Linked DNA regions of Homo sapiens: region 2 is linked to region 1. A link is a loop called in an ENCODE intact Hi-C map of the cell type or tissue named here. Cell type or tissue: A673. All regions are shown on one strand. Each heading gives the region's core, and the rest is flanking DNA. Links, peaks and the distances in the headings are about the cores only.

What was found. Peaks named below come from ENCODE experiments on the same cell type or tissue, not always from the same donor. Only the 100,000 strongest peaks of a DNase experiment are listed, where the experiment ranks them.
Region 2: it touches region 1 in a loop (5-fold over the local background); 4 of 110 quality-filtered maps call a loop at or near these places.

Annotation. Positions count from the first base shown.
Region 1 is chr9:28,862,041-28,873,020 of GRCh38, reverse strand. The region is part of intron 2 of LINGO2 (leucine rich repeat and Ig domain containing 2); the gene reads left to right. It overlaps MIR876 (microRNA 876), which reads left to right and starts at 9,315; the gene lies at 9,315-9,395. In A673, for the core only: no CTCF peak of the experiment used is centred there; a DNase peak (open chromatin) is centred at 5,880; H3K27ac peaks cover 2,221 bases.
Region 2 is chr9:28,911,992-28,922,971 of GRCh38, reverse strand. All of the region lies in intron 2 of LINGO2 (leucine rich repeat and Ig domain containing 2), which reads left to right. Among named protein-coding and RNA genes, the nearest start is that of MIR873, 29 kb to the right of the region's middle. In A673, for the core only: no CTCF peak of the experiment used is centred there; no DNase peak of the experiment used is centred there.

The sequences.
Region 1 (10,980 bases), core at 1,003-9,002:
TGGCTACTGAATTTTCATAGATATTAAATATGGATTATGTTTAACTGATTTATTTTCTTTGTCATTGCAAATGGAATCCTAATCCTCAGGTAGAAGAATCATCATTTGATTTTCAATTAAAATGATTTTTATTGCTCAACGATTTTTCCAGTTAATGTAATTGTCTTATTTCTACCTTTTGGGAAAATCTTCCTGGTTTTGCATAGATGTTATCAAGTAGAAAACAAAGTGCACCTCTCTAGTAGCAAGATTGTAGGTGCAGAACTTTAAGCTACATAGTGTTAGCTATGAAATACTCTTAATACATCTAAGAACTGTTGATGAACAAAGTACCTATTTAATCAAAACAATATGGTTATGATCACCTGCCAGAAAATGTGTTGTTTGTTTACTGGAGAGGAATTTTTGTGCATATCCCCTTGGAAGCATGTACCAAACTTGATGGAATCTTTTTGCCATGAACAGCTAGTGAAACAACTGATTCAGAAATTGTAACAGAGTGAACACTGTCAAGAATTTGCCATCACATCTAAAATTATAATCTATTTTCACTGTTTCTCAAAAGATAACTTCATTTAATTTTGCCCCATTATAGTTTAATTGTTTCCTGCTTGTGAATCTTATCTTTCCTGTTAAATGTCATGTCTTCCACTGTTGTTAATATAATAAGTGAGGACAACTACAATAGTTTGATGTCAAAAAAAAAGGAAATCATTTTTCCTGTAAATGTCCATTTTCTATAGGAGGTGACTTAAATGACACATTTCATGGATCAGTCATTTAAGGAAAGGCTAGAGTTTCTTTTTGGGAATCATTAAAACACAATAGATATTTTATCATGCCCATCATTTTGCTAGCAGGTGTGAAACCTGAGCTAAATGACTTTTGAAGGTTTCTTTCTCTCTAGTTTTATGGTTCTGTGATTTTATGAGTAAAGGCATAAAATTATGATGATTTTGAAGTTTGAGGTTAAAGGCAATATTGCATTATAAATTGAGAGGAAATCAACACATCATTGACTATATTGTGACACTCCCCTCAAGTAAAAGACATCTTGGTGCAAAACTTATTATTAATCTCCAAATAAGGTAGGTTTTATAAAGTAACAGAAGATAAAATAAGGTAGAAATTATTAAGCATCTACTATGAACCAAGCATTTTCAAAACCATAGGAGATAAGTACTAGTATTCATATTTTATATTTAAGAAGGTAAGGCTCCAACATATAAAGTTCACCCAGTTAATGCATCAGAACTGGGATTTGAACCAACGTCTCTCATTCTTTCATGCTTATTTCACTCCTTATGTAGTGTTTTCAGTAGATTGCTCCTTCTACTTGTCATCTTATGTGCTGCAAAGATAAAAACCTCAGAGGTTTGAAGATGCAAATGTAAGCATCATTTGGTTACACTATAGTATAGCTGACAGTGTTCCTAAGCTTAATATTTTTATATATTACATAAAATATATAGTTCATTTTCTTATTTTCTATATTTTAATGCTGAATATATTGTCATATGACTAAGGTAGTAACACAGAGTATATGAAGTAAAATGTTGAAATCTCCTTTCTACTGCCACCATTGCTTTCCCTCCCACTTTCCATTCCTATTTCCTAAAAATAAACATTTTAAAGAAGTTGGTATGTGTGTTCTAGAGTGTTTTCTATATGCATATATATTTTCAATGAGCTTATATTATGAATATTGTTCTATTGTTTAATTTCATTTTCAATTAGCAGATTATTATGGCCACATTTTCATATAGATTTGCTGTATTTTAAAGTATTTATATATTATTTAAATATAATTTAGGCTTACCTCATTATTATATACCTTTAGTATCTACATAGCAATATTGAATTATAATTTATTTAACAATTTCCTTATTTATAAATATTTAAATTGGTTCCCACTTTTAATTCATTAAAAGTTGCCACAATCATCATCTGTCAATATATTTTACTCAAATGTAAACATTTCTGTAGATGTCTAGAAGGAGAATTTTTAGATAAAATTGTGTGTTCATTTTGAAATTTTGACATTTCCTACTATGTAGTACAAAAAAACATGGCAACTTACACTATTATTAATGAAACAAAATTTCTATTTTCTGTCGCCTTTGGCTGATACATGTTTTAATTATTGCCAATCTGATGGAATAAATATCTTGATGCTGTTTTCATTTGCTTTTTTAAAATATAAATTAAGTGAAGCATTTTCCCATACTTGTTGATATTTCTTTAGTACGATTTAAAAGTTCAAATAATTAGTTTACTTTTCTATGGTTTTATGTCCTTTTTTGTTGCTTCTTTTTATGCTTTTACTTATGATTGCTATAGACACCAAGTACGGTATATAAGCTGCAAATATTTTCTCCACATCAGGTATTTTTCTGTTCCAGATGACTAAGGCACAGTTTATGACCTCAGAAGGTCAAAGAATTGGAAGACAGATAAACGTATAAACCAATACACATGAATAGAAAATACTATACTAGCAGTAGGAACATTGGTCTGTGGGGTCCTGATAGAAGCTATAACCTCTGTATGGGGAGTCAGAGAATGTTTCACAGTGGACGTTATATTGGAGCTGTGTCTAAGATTGAACAAGAATTTTCTAGGAGGAGAAATGCAAGAAGTACATAAAGTCATTTTATGTTCACAATCATGAAGTTATATGTTTAGGTTAGAGTGGGAAGTACAGGTGGACTGGAAGATGACACACATGGGGTGGAATGGAAAAAAATAATGTTGTGCAGTTCGATTGTTGTCAGATCGTAATAAACTTTGTGGATTTTATGAAAAAGCAGTGCCTCGAAAATGAGGTATTTAAGCAGAGGATTACAAATATCAGGTATGGTTTAGAGAAAATGAGTAAAAATTGTGTACCATTTCAATGAACTGGCCATGTGTCTACAAATGGGAAAATAAAGTAACAAATCCTTCAAAGAGTGAAGGAGGGACTCAATATAAATGCATGTTATGGGTTTTTTTTTTCTGATTCTGAAGTGTTTTTAGCTTTACTGTTAATACTTTTATTTATCAGGTATAATAACGTTGGCTTTGAACATTGACTGATGTGTCCTTTCCTTTAAAGACATTTTTATGTAAGGGGAGGGAAGAATCGAAAGGCAGGGTAGGGTGTAAAACGAGCCCATAGGGTACTGAATCTTGGTGGGAAATTGGGAAAAGGGTGCTATGTTTATTATTTGTAGTAGGTGCAACAGTGGGAGTTGCAGTGTTGAAGGAGACATTGTTGTCCAAAATCACCTATTGATTTTTGACCTATTGATCACCTATTGATTTTGGACCTATTGATCACCTCTTGATCTGTGGGCTCCTTGAAGACAGGGACTAGCCATTTCTCATGCATCTTGTGTCTTCTTCCTCAGGCTCTGTCTACCACACAGTTCAAACCACTGGACTTTTAGCTAATTTTCATCTTTTTTCTTCCTGCTTGCTATTTCTCTGTCATACATAATTTAACATGTAGTTCCTAATTCAGACACATTGTCTCTTGAATTTCGCAAGTACTGTTTTCTTTATCTGGAATAGCCTTCTTTCTGTGACCCCTCCCCCCACTCCTTGTTCATCCTCTGGTCACCTGGTCAAATACTTTTAAACCCTCTATAGAAGTCAGGCTTCGTCTCTTTTGAAAAGACCTTTCTTATTGTCTAATTCTGATTAGCCACTTCTTCTGTAGGATCCTACACTTGTCCGTCATTACAGTTATGGCTGTACTGGAAATATTTGCAGATTTGTCAGTTTACCTGATGACTCTGAGCTCCCTGAAGGATGGAACATTAAGTATTCCCTTTGATTCTTCAATGTCTAGCCTAGTTTTTCCCTCATAGTAGGGGCTCAAAACATCTTTGATGAATGGATAATTAGATGTTTATCAAATTTAAACTAAATTTGAATTCAGTGTTCTAACTATGCCTGATCTTTGGCAGTGATAAATATGTATTTAATAAGTATATCATTTATTTTTATCCCATATTTAACAAATAGTCCTGAGCTAAAAGCAGGCCTGGAAATTTGTTATATTATCAAATCAGCGAGATATAAATTCCATCAAATATATCAGTAAATGATAATTGTGTATATAGTCACTTAAATATTGCAAATGTTGTGAGTTGGGGGCTTAAATAATATATTCCACTACTTTCTATCTTCATCTGCAAAACCACAGTGCTAAGCTTAATTTTCAGTTGCAAAATTTAATCTTTGAGGTTTGGAACAAACTCAACCCACAGGAACCAAATTATGTTTGCAGTTACTCAGCTGAACTGCTGTTCCAAATATAAGATTTTCATTAATGAGAGAAATAATAAGCACTGAAAGTTTACATGTTTTTAAAATGCTTATTTGTTTTCTGTTCTCTCATTCCCTTTCCAAAGGGGCACTCATTTATTCTCTTCAAATAACTAAACAATTAAATTTACCTACAAAACACTGGACTATTATGTGGACAGATTTGAAGTAGGATGAGTTATCTCTCAGATGACAGAAAATTACCCATGATGCCACTTTCGAAAGGCATCAATCTTGAAGCAGGGAGAACAAAAGAGAAAACATACACACATAACCACATGCATGCAGACACACACACATGCTCACTCACTCACTCACTATTCTATGTAGTCTCTGAGTAAATGTAGAGGTCCACTTTATAAACTGGATCTCTAGATATTACTGCTTAGACAAATGATCTTTGACAGTGAACTAAACCCTTCAATGACTGAAAAATACTTCCTGGAGTATAAAATCAAATGTCATCAATGAGGACTTATTCACAGAAAGGCATATTCAGCTGAAGGCAAATAAGTCATAGTATACTTCTGAAGGCAGGAGACTTTATTAAGTGTAAGCAAAGTTAACGACACACACTAGGTTAACAACATTCTTCCAAGCCTCTAGGGATCACCTATAATGAGTAAGAAAGGAAAGATTTGTAATTGAGATATTATCTATTTTTGTATAAATGGATATTTTACATAAAATCCTGAAAACTTTGTCTTAAGTAAACTGGATGCTTTTACAAAATGTTTAAGTATTATTAATATGTTTTATTATTTTTGGGTAAAAGAATTGTTTCATTGTAGGGCAAATGTATATTTGATTCTGTGTAAAATTTATAATTCAAACTTTATGTTTTTACCTAATTTTCTTTTCTCTATATATTTCACAAACACTATAGGTAATGTTGCATACTGGGACGTTATGGGGCAAAGACAAAACATGAGCTTTTAGACAAATCTAGCTCTGTTATTTAAACATTTGTTTAACCTTGGACAGATTACACTTTTTTGTGTGCCTCAACTGCCACGTGTTGAAGGCAGGGATTATGTGTTGTCTGTTGTCAGAAATCAGAAATAAATGAAGTAATACACATGCTTTATGGGTGCTTGATAATGAAAGTTTTTCTTTTTAAAAAATAGTTAAAATTCCAATAACTTTGTGATTCTCTGTAATTTATGGCAAATGTTTACATTGGTGCAGTAGGGGTAAGAGTTTGTCTTCTTTTTTTTTTTTTCTTTACTTGAAAGACATAGAGCCTGCCACATATTTAGCTCAGCTATGGCTAGCACTTGCTTATTATTGTTAGCAATCACTTGCTTTTATACCCTGACTTGCATTGTTTATTTTCAATATTTCAGGGCAAAAGAGAGATTTTATGAGAAAAGGGAGAAAAAAATAACCAGTAGGAGGATTGTATTTACTGTATATGCATTTTTCATTTCCTGTTCTATTTTTATTTTGTATTATTTTACTTGCTCTACTATTTTCATTCTTTTTAGCTTTCATCACCAGGAAAGGATGCAGGCTTCCTTCTGAACTTGCCTTCCCACTCAGTTTACCAGCAGCATTTGTCATATTAGTGGTGTGATTTAGCCCTTAACTGCAGATTCCTCTGTCAGTTCTGCAGCTGTTTTACTTCCTGTCACCAGCAGTAGTTATTTTAAATAGAGCTGATATTATGGCCTGTATTTTGATATTATCTCTACCTTATTTGTTTTATTTCAGTTTTCTTGCTTGTGTGGGTTGAAAAATGTAAGATACAAGATTCTAAGAAATAAGGATGAATCTAGAAAATAAACTATAGTACAGAATAAATTTCTGTTTATACTTTTGAATCAGAACTAAGTTACTCACTTTAAGACCCCACCAACGACGTCTGTCCTCTAATAAACCTGATGCCTAGTTGGAGCCCAATTAAAAAGAATTCTCCATTAGCTGGAATTTACCCCCCGGTGATAGAAGAGTAAGAGAATAAAGTTAATTATATGAATTCATGCTCACATTAGTGATTTTCACACTAACAGCACTCAGAATTTTTTGGCAAAAGCAAAAATATCAATCTACTTCATATCCTGTAACTGCCTGCAATGTACCATATTGTGTAGCACTTAAGTCTAATTCACACCACCCTTCTTCTCTGCCCTGGGTGCCCTGGGTGTTGGCCTTCCTCCTCTCTGCAGCCTTAGAACTTGGAAAATATTCCTTTCATAGCATTGATTATAGGGTTTATGCTATAGTTCCTAATTGCAGATTCAGAATCACTTTGTATGCCCCGTGGTACTCTGAATTCCTTTGGGGTTAGGGACCTTATTTTTCAAATCACAAGCATAGATGGAATAACTGATGCACGGTTATTAACAGAGATGTTGACCACAAGTAGAAAATGACACAGGGGTTCTGGATAACCTTAAAAAAATACAATAAAGCATTCAATATGGTAATTCATTATAAAATAACTGCCTATTTTTGAAGTTAAATAGTGCAAGAGTTTGAAAAAATGGTGTTTTCTAATAATCAGTGCACCGGAAAATTAGTTCAACCAGAACATTTCATTCTCAGTGCATATCATTTATCTACTTATATAAAATAGAGAGCATATTTGACAGAAAATGTGGGAAAATTTTCTAAATTAGCTGAATGCTGTCTAAAGAGGGACTTGCATGAAGTTTTCTTGCATTCAGATTCACAAACCAAGCAAAGCCAAGTACCCGACTAACATAGAGTGCTACATATGGAGAGCATATTTGTCTTGTTTAGTGAAAGAATAGCAACAAGAGGTATAAAATATTGTAAAAACACACCCTGGATTATTTCACTATTATTATTGGATCAACTTAATTTTACATTTGGATTGGAATGGTTATTCAAAGAGCCACTTAAGATCTCTTTAAGTTGAGATGATTGTTTTTTGTTTCTTTGTTTTGTTTTGTTTTTTGAGACAGAGCCTCTCCCTGTCACCCAGGCTGGAGCGCAGTGGCACGATCTTGGCTCACTGCAACCTCTGCCTCCCGGGTTAAAGACATTCTCCTGTCTCATCCTCCCGAGTAGCTGGGACTACAGGCGCAAGCCACTATGCCCGGCCAATTTCTTGTATTTTTCTAGTAGAGACGGTGTTTCTCCATGTTAGCCAGGATGGTCTCGATCTCCTGACCTCATGATCCTCCCGCCTCGGCCTCTCAAAGTGCTGGGATTACAGACGTGAACCACCACACCCGGCCAGGGTGATTTGTTTTTAAACCCATGTCAAACTCTAAATGTATTCCACCCAACTAGTATGCCTGAATTTCACTGGGGAAACTGGCCTGATTCTTCAAGAGGTTTTGCCTGGGCCAGTTTGGGATTGAGTGTGACACTTGATGAAGAGCTGGAGGACCTTTGTATAACTGCTCCTTTACTCTGCCCATATTTCAGACAGGTTGCCTCATTATTCTGGAGTTCTCTTACTTCAAATTTTTCTGTCCCTGCTGCCTCTGATCTGGTGATGCTCACTTGTGTTCACCTACTCTAACTGTAGCAGCAGTTTTCCTTTTCAGCTATAGTATACCAAAAAATAAAATAAAAATCACGTTATTTCTTTGGATAGGCCGTGGTATATGTGTTCTCTTCTGCTTAGAACACTTACCCCACCCTTCTCATTGCTAATTCCTGCTACTCTTTCAGTTCTCTTATATATGGTATTCCCTTAGAGAAGACATCTGTAATCAACGCTCTTAGCACTGAATTAAGTGGCCTCTCCATGTCTCCATTAGCCCTATATGGAAACTTTTCATAACACCTATTACTGCTTTTTTCAAATTCTTGTTTTCTCCTTTGTATTTCTTGAAACCTGGAGTTTTTATATCCCCAGCATCTAACCAAGACTATGCCTGGCACATGATAAGCGCAAAACAAATATTTTTTTTTCATACATACATATTTTCTACAAATTTTTTATTTAAATATTTTTAATTATTCAGATACTTAGCAAGTTTGGCTTGGTTGTTATATGTGTGGTTGGTGGAGGTGAGTAGGGTATTCCTGAGCAGTGACCTACACTGACAGTGGTGAACTGCCTAGGACTCTTATGTTCATGAGCTTCTATAAAGCAAACTTTTAATTAATGTTGACATTTGATGGTTACTTTGAAAAATGTTGAAATTTTCAAAAGCATGAATTACTTGATTGATATTATGCTTACTAGGCTGGGAAGATTTATAGATTCTTTTCATTAATTATAAATGAAACCTTTCTTTTTGCTCTTTAGATAAAAGTTAAAAGGTGGGATTCTGGTTATTTTGCAAAGGAGAGTAACTTTATTGTTTGTTTTTCATTTTTTATTGGTGTGGTTTTCTTTCAGAGTTGAACCTAATATGTATAATATAGAATTTAGTTTTATAAACATTCTTGGACTTCAGCAGTCATATGAAAAAATACTTACTTGGACAAATATCAGAGGAAAAAACACTCAGGTTAAACTCATTTAATGATTGCCTTTGAACTTTTATTTTAAGTTCAGGGGTACAAGGGCAGATTTGTAACATTGGTAAGCTTGTGTCATAGGATATGAGATTATATGAGTATAAAGTGGGAAGCTAAGTAACTGAGGATATCTTTAGAACAAATTATCCCAGCAACACTTATATACTGTGATATGGATGTGAGAATTACATATAGTTTTATTATTTATTCTACTCCCTACTCCTGACATCTATATTAATAACCATGCCCTTTTATTTTGATGAGCAGAACCCTGTTTTTTCATCCTGCATAATGTCATGCTAGTTATTGTATTAGGAATTCTTTTAAATGAAATTTACTGGTATATAATATAGAAAGCATGCATTTATTTTTAAGTTTTATTTACTTAAAATAAATGTTCAGTGTTTCTTGTGTGTTTCAGCTAAAAGAGGGTGGTGCAAAACTGAGCATATTCTTCAATTGATTGTGAACTAGATGGAAATACTTCCTCAACTTTTGGTGGCCAAAGGGTACTGTTTTTGTTGGTTCATAGGTACCAGGCTTTACACAAACTGTGAAGTGCTGTGGATTTCTTTGTGAATCACCATATCTAAGCTAATGTGGTGGTGGTTTACAAAGTAATTCATAGTGCTTCACAGGTGCTTCTGCAGTTGATCTACACCATGAAGCCTAAGATTCCTTTACTGAGCCATTGAGAACAAGCCACTTTGTATTACAAGACACACAAAGTCAAGAGATCCCTGGTAAATATACTCTAGAATCCTTCTATTTGGTGCTTAGTGTTAACAGTGATCAAACCTGTGTCAAACACACCAGAAATTATGGTTACTTTACCTAAATATACATGTTTTACATAGTTGCTGTCTCTGTCTCTACTGTTCTTTTTTTGAAAAGTAATTTGTAATATTTCTTGGTTAAAAAAACATGATACATCAGAAACATTAATTGAATCAGCCCCTTAAATCCTAAGCATACCATTTTGAAGTTTAAATATCATATTTTATTTGGATTATTATGCCCAATTAATATATTAATTAAATAGTTTGGTAAATGATCAGGGGCTTGAAGACATCATTGTTATGCAGTACTTTTGTAAAAAGCAACATTTTATTTTAACAAGAAAAACATTGGTGTGGGCAAAAAAAATCACCTTAACATACCAAATTGTACATTTTGATGGCATATATTAAAATTAGGTATTCACTGGGCATTCATTTTCATTTACTCTTCTGGAAACAGTATCTATAGTCCTATTCTATGACAGAAAAGATTGTGTAACCTTTACAAGGTCACAAAAGCCTAATTGTTGACTAGTAATTGCTTATTAAAATAAATGGAACTTTGTGGTCATTTCTGTCATCAGGATTACCAAGAATGGATTATCCCTGACCATAAATCAAACAATTGATGATTAACTATTTTAATAACTGATTAAGCTTTCAAATAGTCATTTTGGTTTTACCGTTTTTTATTTATTTCCAAGGCTAGAGCGTAGGTCTTATTTAAGTTCAATGGTATGACTATAAGACTGTCAGAACTATGAAAACTTCTGACCTTTAATTTCTTAAGTGACACATCTGGACACCTAAGTGACAGTGGTACAGGCTTCTGAAATTACTTTTGCATCATCATTGAATATATCTATTGTATTCATTATGACTTTATTTTGTCCTGTTATGTTTCATTCCTTAGAAGTGGATTATGCATATGCTCTATAAGGTTGGGTGACTTTAAATAAATTAGCATACTAATTTTTAAGCCCTTCTGTTAGATAAAAGAAAATCAGTATATTATTTTTCAACATATAAATGACCAAAAGAATGAATCAATATGTATACTTTTAACCTTAAAATATATGTGTATAAATATGATTGGAAATGCTTTACCTAAGAAATATCTTGCTACTCTAATTTAATTTGAACTATGATACAAACATGTTATTCTTATTTCCTAGCCTTTAATTCTTCAGTATTTATTATTACCATTCCTTGTCTGATACATATGTAACCTTATTTTTCATAGGACTGTATGTTCATAAGCAAAATCCACAGAGCTCTGGGATTTCCTGTGCTTTTGTTGGGTGCTACTTTGCTGATGTGTGAGGACAGGTGGGAAAAGAGTCTGAGAAGACAGGTTTCTGAAATTAATTTGTCCTAGAGCTCTTTGATTTTTCTGTTTTATGAAAGGGGGCACCTGTAAAATTTCCTTTGAGCCGAAGCT
Region 2 (10,980 bases), core at 1,111-9,110, 50 kb before region 1:
TTTAATGGTTAAATCTCCTTCCACCTCCCTTTTATAAAGACATTTATATTACATTTAGGGTCCACCTGCATAGTCCAAAATAATCTCTCCATCTCAAGATTCTCAATAACATTTGCAAAATACTTTTTGACATATAACATTCGCAGCTTCTGGTTATTAAGACGGGCATATGTTTGAAAATCATTATTCAGCCTACCATAAGCTATGCACAGCTCAAGATCCTTTTCTAACCCGTGTCGCAAAGTAGTGACACTTAATTAACAAAAAGTGTTTAAAGGGTTTTATAGGCTTTAAATACTTAATATCAATAAATGCTTGTTTGTTCATTCATTCACTTATTTATTCATTCTTGATCCCATTTACTGTTTTAACCCCAGGAGTTACTGTGAAAATAAATAACTGAGATATGATTTTAATTTAGCCATGATTTACAATAAGGTTATTACGCAGTTTAATTATTTCCTGTGGTTAACTGCTCCTTTTACTTACAGTGGATATCCATTGAGCAAGAACATATTTTTGCTTCCTTAAATAACTCATTGAAACTTATCATCTAAAAGTTTGAATGTCCCCTTGTTTTATTTAAAAAAAAAAATCTGACTCTTTGCAGAGTAACTGTACCCTTCCGAATTTATCAATGCATGCGGAGACAATGGTGCTTTCATCTATTAGAATTCTTTCTGTCACAAGTGATACAAAACACAACATGCACTAGTTTGAACACGACAAAATAGTGTGTTACCTACTCAGATAATTGCAATGTTCATTGTGGGACTGGTTTATTGGTGAAAGTCAAAGCTAGAAGCAGATGGAGTACTCACATTGGGTAACTTGAGAAATAGTAATGAAAGAGGATATGCAGAAATGTGGAGGAAGTGTATAGGGAAACCATAAGATACAGTGCAATAGTCTAATGCCTGTACACAAAGAGCTGTTACAAAGTCCAGGGCCTGGGGGAGGGCATGGGGCAGTGACAGGAACCTAGAGACTGATCTACATGGAGAAGACCACCTGCCAAGAGCTGAGATTTTAGCTAAGGTGTGCAGCAAACCTGATTCAACACCTCAGGGAAGAATCCAGGATAATAAAATAGTCTCACTTTATTTTCTTCCTTCTCTGCAATCTCCTGCCGATGTTTACAATTTGAAACTAACTTGAAGTCAGAGGTAAAGAAGCTCCTTGATACCATCCTTATAAATGCACTCTCCCAGTCCAGACACTGAACAAGATGGAATAACTGGTGAGTGGATGTGGAAGGATGAATGGAAGTTACTGACGTGCTGGTTTAAGACACAGATGATTTTAGGATCTGAGGGTTAGCTTATCTCTCTCTCTTCCTCCTTGCTCCGCTCTCTTAGCTGTGCTCCCTTCCCTGTTTTCTGCATAGTCTCAGATGGACTTTACTGCTCGAGCTACCAAGATAATTGCAGCAGGTCCCCACATCACAATTCTAAATGCTGAAAAAAGAATACCTTTTTCTAATCAAGTAGTTTTGGCAAAATCTGCAATAATTTTATCTGTGTGACGGGATGACCTACCTGTCTCAGTCGGTCATTGTGGTTAAGAGACTTCAAGACTCTGATTGGTCCTACGAAACTCATTATTGCCTCTGGGGTGGGGGTGGAATCAGGTATGTGGGACTATGTGATATGAGAGAAAAGGATGGAGGGATTCACAAATGAAGAGCCTACATTTACAGGTGAAATATGAATAGATTCTGGATAGTCAGTGCCTTATTATTTTTCCAGTGATTAGAAATGTTTGTCTCTGAAACTGCTTAATAAAAGATTAACATTTTCATTTTGTTTAACATCTTTTTTCTCACTATGTCCAATATAAGCCACCATTTTTAGAAATACGATAAAGCTGCCTCTCAATTTTTTTCCATTCCCGCATGTGTCATAAAGGTGATTTGGCTATCATATTGTAATTCCATTTTCTATCATTGCTTACATGTTTTTCAGTGAGTAGTTAATACTTCCTAAAAATGCATATATTTTTGTACAGTTTTATAATTTTCATAGTGTCCATTTGTAATCTTCATAACCATCTTATAATGTAGGTATTTTATCTCCACTTTGCAGATCTGGAAATGTTAGCTAAAAAGAGATTAAGTGACCTGCTAACAAATTTTAAGTGTGTGGCCAGGGGTTTAAACTAAGGCTTTTCTGATCCTAGACAAGTATGTGTATAGAAACAATTTAAGATTCGGTTATGTAGATTTGTGTGCGTGTGTGTGTGTGTGTATCTGGATATAACAAAGGCCACCGGCTCTGACATTTGTGATTTCACAAGGACTTACTACATTCTTTTTTGCAAAATATGCTCCTTCATGACCCATTACTACATAAGAAAATTCCAAAGCATTATTTAGTAGCAATTTCTTTGAGAATGTTTTGTAGATATGTACATTTGAGTAAAATAGAAAAGTATTAACTAGGAAAGGGTAATGATAGTTTCTAGCCACATTTGTATTAACCAATTTATAAGACTGATTATTTCCTAATAAAAATGAAATCCTGAGGGAATGTGACATAAGGCACAGACTTTTTGTGAACAAAGGATACAAGGAAAAGTGAGAACAGAGATATTTCCCTGTTCAAAAGAGGAAATCCAGTTATATTAATAGCAAAGCTGAGCTTCTGAACTTAAAAATTTTATTATATATATATATTATACTAGTCCTCTATAAAGATGCAACTGTATTATGAAATCAAATTATTTATTGGTACCAGACTTCATCAGGTGCATTAAGAAAAAATGTTCAAATCTTTAAGGAGACTTTTCTGTAACCACCTGTGTAGAGGTGACTTACAACGTCTATGCCTTTGAGTAATTTCACTTCTGAGAATCTATTTTAAAAGAATCATCTTAAATAGAGAAATATGTATATTTACAGGGTGATGATTAGCAGTAATTGATTTTATAATAGGAAATAAATGTTCAAAAGAGGACTGGTTAATAAACTACAGTGTAACAATTTGTGATGTCGTAGTATTTTTACTGATCTCATATAAAGTATAGAAATATTCACTCATTTAAATTAAATGAGGAAAGCATAATACAAATTACATTATAGCGTGATTATACCAATGTAAAATATGTGTTTAGCAGAAGTCTAAAAGGATATAATGTTTAAAGTTAGCAGTGGTTGTGTGGGCCTGCCATAGCTATGGATTTTTTCCCTTTTTGTTTTCATTTTTAGAAATGTCTATAATGTTTATACCAGTTTTATAAAGAAAATATATCACTGTAATACACTGGTAAAAGTAACCTTCTTTGTCCTTGTATGCTCATATAATCTTTTGCAGTGTACTACTGAATAAAAGAATGTCCATGCCTGCACCCCTAGCTTTGAGTCCATTGCCTATGACACATACACCTGTGATTTCTGATTGTGGTCATTTTGCACAAAAGATACATGAGTCTGGCTGTTTTAAGATTGACTACTGGTCCTTGTGTGCTGCTGAACCAGGACATAACATCAAGTGATGTTACTTATTCATAATAATTCATAGCAGATTTCATGCTATGTTATACATGGCACTTTTTGGGAAAAGGAATCAGTAGGAAGAGATTGTATAATGAAGTTCCCTGGGACTGGCATGTAGGTTTGCCAACTACTGAGGCAGAAAATGTAGTAAATGATAAGAAATGTGTCCCCAGTTGTCATCATCATCATCATACGGATTCATGGCTGAACCTTCAAGCATGACTGCATGATAGGTTAAATGGAAGTAAACTCATTAGACGTGTCAGCTTCACTTCATTAATAATGAGAAGTAGTTCAGCCAGTGCACTTGTACATCTGGCGATGCTCTGTGGCTCATATATTTTGAGTTGTAGGAAGACAAATATCTCCCAGACACCTGAGGGGAATGTAAGGTAAGCAACAAAGGAATGTCTGCATTGAAGTATTAGTTAAGTAATTTTTACCTATTTTCACGGATTGAAGCTGAAGCCTCTATAATTGAACATACTGGATACAGTGCACCCATCCTGTTACTTTAAATAGATGTTTGGGGCATATTTTCTCCTTAGCTTAGTCTCTTTGTTGATTCCCTTGAATCCATACAATGAGCTAATAGGGTTTTTGCTAATATGATTGTTTTTAAATTTTGATTTTGTTGTTTTAGTTTTGTTGTTATTGCAGTTTATGTCCTAGTTTGTTGTTTTGTTTCATGTTTTTCTAATTGATAGCAAGATAAACATGAAGCTGTGGGAATGAAAAAAAGGTACAGGGGCAAAAAGACATTTGGAACGTTATTCCGCATACGTTGAAATATATGTTTTCAAGTGTATTGACACTGATGTTTCCATTTTAATACATTTTAATCTAAAATTAAATAATCCTGTGTCATTAGAGACGTAGGCTCCTTCTAGCTTTGTGTTCTACAATCCCTAAGTCAGATGTTCCATTGATGGGTCACAAATGGCTATTTGACTCCAAGAATGGAATTTTATGCAAGGGAGAAAGGAGGAGGAATGGGAGGGATTAAAAGGACTTTCCTGGAAGTTTTGTCCAAATGATTTCAATTTATTTTTCATTGATCTGTGTGATATGGTTTGGCTCTGTGTCCCCACCCAAGTCTCATCTTGAATTGTACTCCCATAATTCCCATGTGTTGTGGAAGGGACCCAATGGGAGATAATTTGAACCCTGGGGGGGTGGTTTTCCCCATACACTTCTCATTGCAGGGTATAAGTCACACAAGATCTGATGCAGGGGTTTCCGCTTTTGCATCTTCCTCATTTTCTCTTGCCGCCACCATGTAAGAAGTGCCCTTCACCTCCTGCCATGATTCTGTGGCCTCCCCAGGCTTGTGGAACTGTAAGTCCGATTAAGCCTTTTTTCTTCCCAGTCTCGGATATGTCTTTATCAGCAGCATGAAAATGGACTAATACACAGTGTATCTGTAAGGGATGACTGGAAAACTGTTTTCTAGCTGAATATACCTTAGGGATCTGTTAGTGAGATAAAAATTCAAAATGGATATTGTGTAGGCCGCTAGCACTGTTTGTCACAGCAGATATGCCTAACTTCTACTTGACTTTTCATTTACTATAAATGCTGGACTTCGTATTAATGACTATTCAATTTTCTTTCATAATTTCAACCTAGAAGAATACATTTGCACCTTGATTCAATCATCTTTTATATGAGCTGAACTTCCCAACTTTCTGTCATTTGAAAATTTAATGAGCAAGCTTTCTCTTGCTTTACTCAACTCTATGACCTAATGTAAAGGAAAAACTATCATGAAAACAAAAATAAGAAGAAAATGTAAATCACTGCTTCTTTCTATATCCAGGACACTGAAAAGGATTTACATGACTTTTTATGAGACTTTTAAAACTTATTCTGGTGGTGGGTGCCTGTAATCCCAGCTACTCAGGAGGCTGAGACAGGAGAATTGCTTGAATCCAGGAGGTGGAGGTTGCAGTGAGCCGAGATCCCACAACTGCACTCCAGCCTGGGCAGCAAGAGCAAAACTCCTTCTCACCAAAAAGAAAAAAAAACCCAAAAAAACCTATTCTAATGACAATTTTTTTTTTTTGAGTTTTGTTTCTGAATGGATGGGTGGAAAATGGAGAAACCTAGAACTGGGAGAAAGACAATAAATGTGAGAAGCAATAAAACAGAGGAAAGCAGGCCTCTTAACATGTTGGAAGGCTGAGGTAGATATAAATTGTGAAATTCTCCATAGTTGGATATCTTAGGGTGTTTTATAATAATAATGTTTACTACTTAATTTTTAGTTATTATTTTATTTCGGTGATATAGTTTCCCACTTCTCACTCATTAACTTCCAATTTTCAGGGTCTGATACACACAGCAGCTTTCTGTTTTAGACAACATTTTCCACAGGGCTGAGATTCAAAGATAATTCATGACAACCACAAAAGGTAGAAAGGGAAGTAAGACATGGAGATTAATGCAGCAACGGATGTGGGAATTATTAGTTGAACATTAGTGTTTACTCCCACCTTATCTTCCAAAATCCTTACATATATTGAGAAGAGCACTTTCCCCAGTATTGGTGGATGTGTTCTTGAATCATTTCCTTTAGACATTGAGGAAAATATGACCACAGAAAGGTGGAAGACAAGGGCTATTCACAGTGTAGAATATACACCTATTTAAAATGGAACCTGTAAACCAAAAAGTATAAAACAAGTCTCAATTAATTTAGAAGTTTATTTTGCCAAAGCTAAGGGCATGTGCATAACACAGTCTCAGGAGATCCTGAGAACATGTTCCCAAGGTGGTTGGGCTACAGCTTGGTTTTATATGTTATAGAGAGACATAAACGTCAATCAATACATGGATGGTACATTGGCTCAGCCCTAAAAGGCAAGACAACTGGAAGCAATTGTGTAGGGATGGGGGTGTGGCTTCCAGGTGATTAAAAGATTTTCTAACTGGCAATTGGTTGAAAGAGTTTATCTAAAGACTAGAGTCAATAGAAGGAGGGAGTGTTTGGACTAAGATAAGAGGTTTTGGAGACCAAGGTTTTCATTCTGCAGGGGAAGCCTCCAGGTAGCCGGCTTCAGAGAGAATAGATTGTAAATGTTTCTTATCAGACGTTAAAAGATGCCAGGCTCTTAGTTAATTCTCTCCTGGATCAGGAAAAAGACCTAGAAAGGAAGAGAATTCTCTACAGAATGTAGATTTTCCCCACAAAAGACAGCTTTACAGGGTCATTTCAAAATATGTCAAAGAAACAAATTCGGGGGTGAAATACTTTGATTTCTCTCGGGGCCTGCTGTCTGTCATGTCGGTATATTATTGTAACAAAGCGTCTGCTTTGTCAGTCTTAAGTTCTCTGTTTTAAATGTTAGTGCTGGTCAATCATGCCTGAATTCCAAAGAGAAGTGGGGTGTAAGGAAGGCATGTCTGACCACCCATTTGCACCATGGCCTGAACTGGTGTTTCAGATTGACTTTGGAAAGCCCTTGGCCAAGAGGAGGGTCCATTTGGTTGGCTGGGAAGGCTTAGAACTTTATTTTTAGTTTACAGAGCCAAGCCAGAAATTCGCGACCGTTTATCAGAGATTTTACAGGATATCTTGAGACATTAGCAGAAACTTGAAGATTTTATCAGTTATGTATTAATGTGATTACCATGCTTATACTTCTTTATTCTGTCTCCTCTGCTAGATTCTAAACTCTCAGGACAGGGATAATACATATCTTATTTATCTTGGTAAATCTGGTCTCTAGTATACCTTAGGCCTTCAGTTAGAATTTATTTAGTGAACATTTGAACTATGTGATTCACTGATAAAGTATCTCCTAAGTGACCAGCATTCTTCATGTACCCTTACAGTAAGAATTACATTTACCCACATATTTACTTTTAATACACAAGTCTATTTCAATACTATTGAAGTAATCTTTAAGTTAAGTGAGGCCCAACAGAAAGTACTTGAAAACACACATATGTAAATATGGTGATACTGAGGGCTTTTAAGTCACTAAGTTAATGATTCTCAAGGTGTGGTCACTGGTCCAGCAGCTTCCTTATCTCCTTAGAATATGTTACTAAGGTAGATTCTCAAGCCACACCCCAGACCTATGATTCAGAAACTCTGCAGTGACCCAGTAATCTGTGTTTTAACAAGCCCTGCAGGTGTTTCAAATGAACAATCAAATTTGAGAACCCGTGCCTTTCTTGAAGAAGTGACTGTGAACAGATGATTTCATAATAGAAGACAGAAAAAATAAACTTGATTAATGCTTGCTAAGCATTGGGTACTTTTCCTGAGCTTTCTGTGTCCTCAAAGTTTGTGACTAACTTTATTTTCATTTTTATTTATTTATTTTTTGTTTGTTTGTTTGAGACAGAGTCTCGCTCTGTCGCCAGCCTGGAGTGCAATGGCATGATCTCGGCTTACTGCAACCTCCGCCTCCCGGGTTCAAGCAATTCTCCTGCCTCAGCCTCCCAAGTAGCTGGGACTACAGGCGTGTGCCACCATGCCCAGCTAATTTTTGTATTTTTAGTAGAGATGAGGTTTCACCATGTTGGCCAGGATGGTCTCCCATCTCTTGACCTTGTGATCCGCCTGCCTCGGCCTCCCAAAGTGCTGGGATTACAGGCGTGAGCCACCGCACCCAGCGTTTGTGACTATCTTTAAAACATCCAGGACTGTTTGGGTTAGTGATTGTAAAGTTTGATCTGTACTTGTAACTGTATACAGCCATCCCTTGTCATACAGGAGGGATTGTTCCAGGACACTGGAAGATACCAAAATCTACTCATACTCAAGTCCTTCAGCAGACCCTGTCAAACCCAAATATATGAAAAATTGGCCCTCTGTATATGAGGTTTCACATCCTGCAAATATCAAATTTTCAATCTGTGTTTGGTTGAAAAAAAAATCCATGTATAAGTGAACCTGCACAGTTCAAACCCAATTAATTGTTCAAGGATCAGCTGTAGTTATGTTTGTCTCAAGCTAATATTGATCTGTAGATTTTCTTGGATGAGTTTTTTATTTTTGTTTTATTTGCATAAGAAAATGGTCTAAATATCCTAAAATTAAATGCTTCTTGATATAGGTTTGATAACTGCTTGATATTGATAGCTAACTCAGTTATAAATCCCACACATAAAGTCCATAACCTTACTTTAAATTCATAGTATATATAGCGTTTTGGCCAAAAGAAAGATACTTTTATCTGGTCTGTGCTGTCTAAAGTGTTTATTCTCCCTCCTTTTGGTTATATGTTTTATTTTATCCTGTACATTTATGCTATCTGTTTGTATACACAAATGTATTTAGATCATAAAAATCAGGTTTCAAGAATTACACACATTGTATTGTAGCTAATGGGTTTCTGCCCTTTTATGCATTCATGTTTTAATGAGTTATTTTCTTGTTGTATGCTTTATCACAGGAAAGTCTGTTTTCTCTTGGAAAGTGAGAGTGGCATAAATTGTGACTTCTAAATTTTTTCTATGAGAAAACATGGAAACAATGAAGCCGATATGTCAGTATTCAAAAGTACAATTAAATGATAGTGACTATCATGTATACGTACCATTTTAATTAAAAAATCATGTGCTCTCTGATACATTTGCTCTATTTTGCAGAATCTAAAATGAAATTGTACTCACTATAACGTATTACTTGGTCATGAAAACTTTCAATGCTGAGTCCAGGAACACTAAAGCAGGTAAATAGCAAAATTATGCACATCTTGTTTCTTAAGTAGTGAATATGTAATAAGCATTATAAAACAACAAGTATTATCAGATTATCACAAAAAAGGGAGACTTTAATTTTGGAGGAAATATGGGATGTAAGGACCTGACAAATCTACAACTATTTAGACTCATGTATGTATACCCAATATTCTTTCTCTATTTTGATTAAAGGTATTTTAAAGCGTTCTTTATACTATCTATACATTGGAGATTTTAAGTACACATTCACATTTTAAGGGTTTGAATCCTTGAACAAAGATGCCTATATAATATTGTATAACGTAAAGTATTATAAAATATGGTTGACATATCATGCAACAGTACTAATTTCATTGAGTATGATTTAAGGAGCATTAAGGTTAGTATTTCAATAAACCTACTGGAAACCTTGCTTTTGCCTTAGTTTCCCTTAAAAGACTAGCTAAACCATGATTTGCTAGAATATAAAATTCTATTTCACTGAACAGGCATTTATACAAATAGACATGTGGATAATAAAATCATTAATAATTACTACATCACATGTTATAATAATGGAATTATTATGATGATAACAGAGATTTTCATCCTGTTAGGAACATATGTTTGAGATTGTCTACCTCAAAATGAGGATTTTATTGAACAGATCATTTAGTTTGGAGTACCTGAAAGAAAAAGATAATTATTGTCTAGATCAGTTGAAACTGAGTGTAAACTGTACAGAGGAAATACCTCAAAATATAATGTTAATTAACTAACTTTCAACACCGCCACCATAAAGAATGTGGCTGGTTATTGTGCCAGAAGGAAATGAGAGATGTGAAAGATCTAGCACCAACAATTAAAAGTCACACACATAACTTCTGCACAACATTCACTAGATTCCACACAATCTCAAGAAGGCCAGGAGGTGATGTCATGAATCCAAAAGTCAGGAAGTAGGACATATCTTTTATGATTATCACAAAATAGTTGAGATGATTTGATTTAAAATATACTGCATGGTCTAAGCATGAAATATATTTAAGGAACACCTTATACAGGCTGTCGTTTTGTAGACTAGCCAAGACTGAGGTAATAAGGAGAAGCATCAGTGATTACTAATGAAGACACATGATGTCAATGAAGACTATATGTGAGGAGAAAATAAATAATGGTTAAAGCATGAGCCTTGAATAAAATTCCATAAGGGTTACTTGTCCAGTTAGTGGATGTAGATTTCCACTTTATCTGTTTCTCCTATGGGCAACTGTCACATATCTTCCAGGGTGAGCAGCAAACAATAATTTATTATTCTATAATGGCTGATTCTCCATAATAATACAGAAGAGTTGCCTGCCAGAGTATAAAAAAGAAGACAGAACAGCTTACCAGGCATGGAGAGAGAGAATATGTAAATGACTAGATGAGTGGAGGCAAGGTTATTTAGGCTGAAAAAAAAGGAACAAACCCAACAAAGGCAAAAAAGAAAAGTATGGGCAGCACAGGTTTTTCATAGAACTGACTGCTGCTTGACCACCAGTCATTTGACAAGTTAGTCTTTCACTGTCACTTCCAGGTTTTCATTTTTCACTTTATAGGCTTTTAGCTTTATTGATAAATTATTGCAATTATAACGATCTGGAGTTAAAAGAGCATACATGAAGTCATCTAATTTTATTTGTTGCTCAGGTTAGATTAAGCCATGTTGCCAGGCCGATGGCAGGTTGCCTTATTAGAGAGACTCTAGAAAAGGAATTCTAAATAATTTTTCTTCATATTGCAATGCATATTTAGCAAGTATATTCATA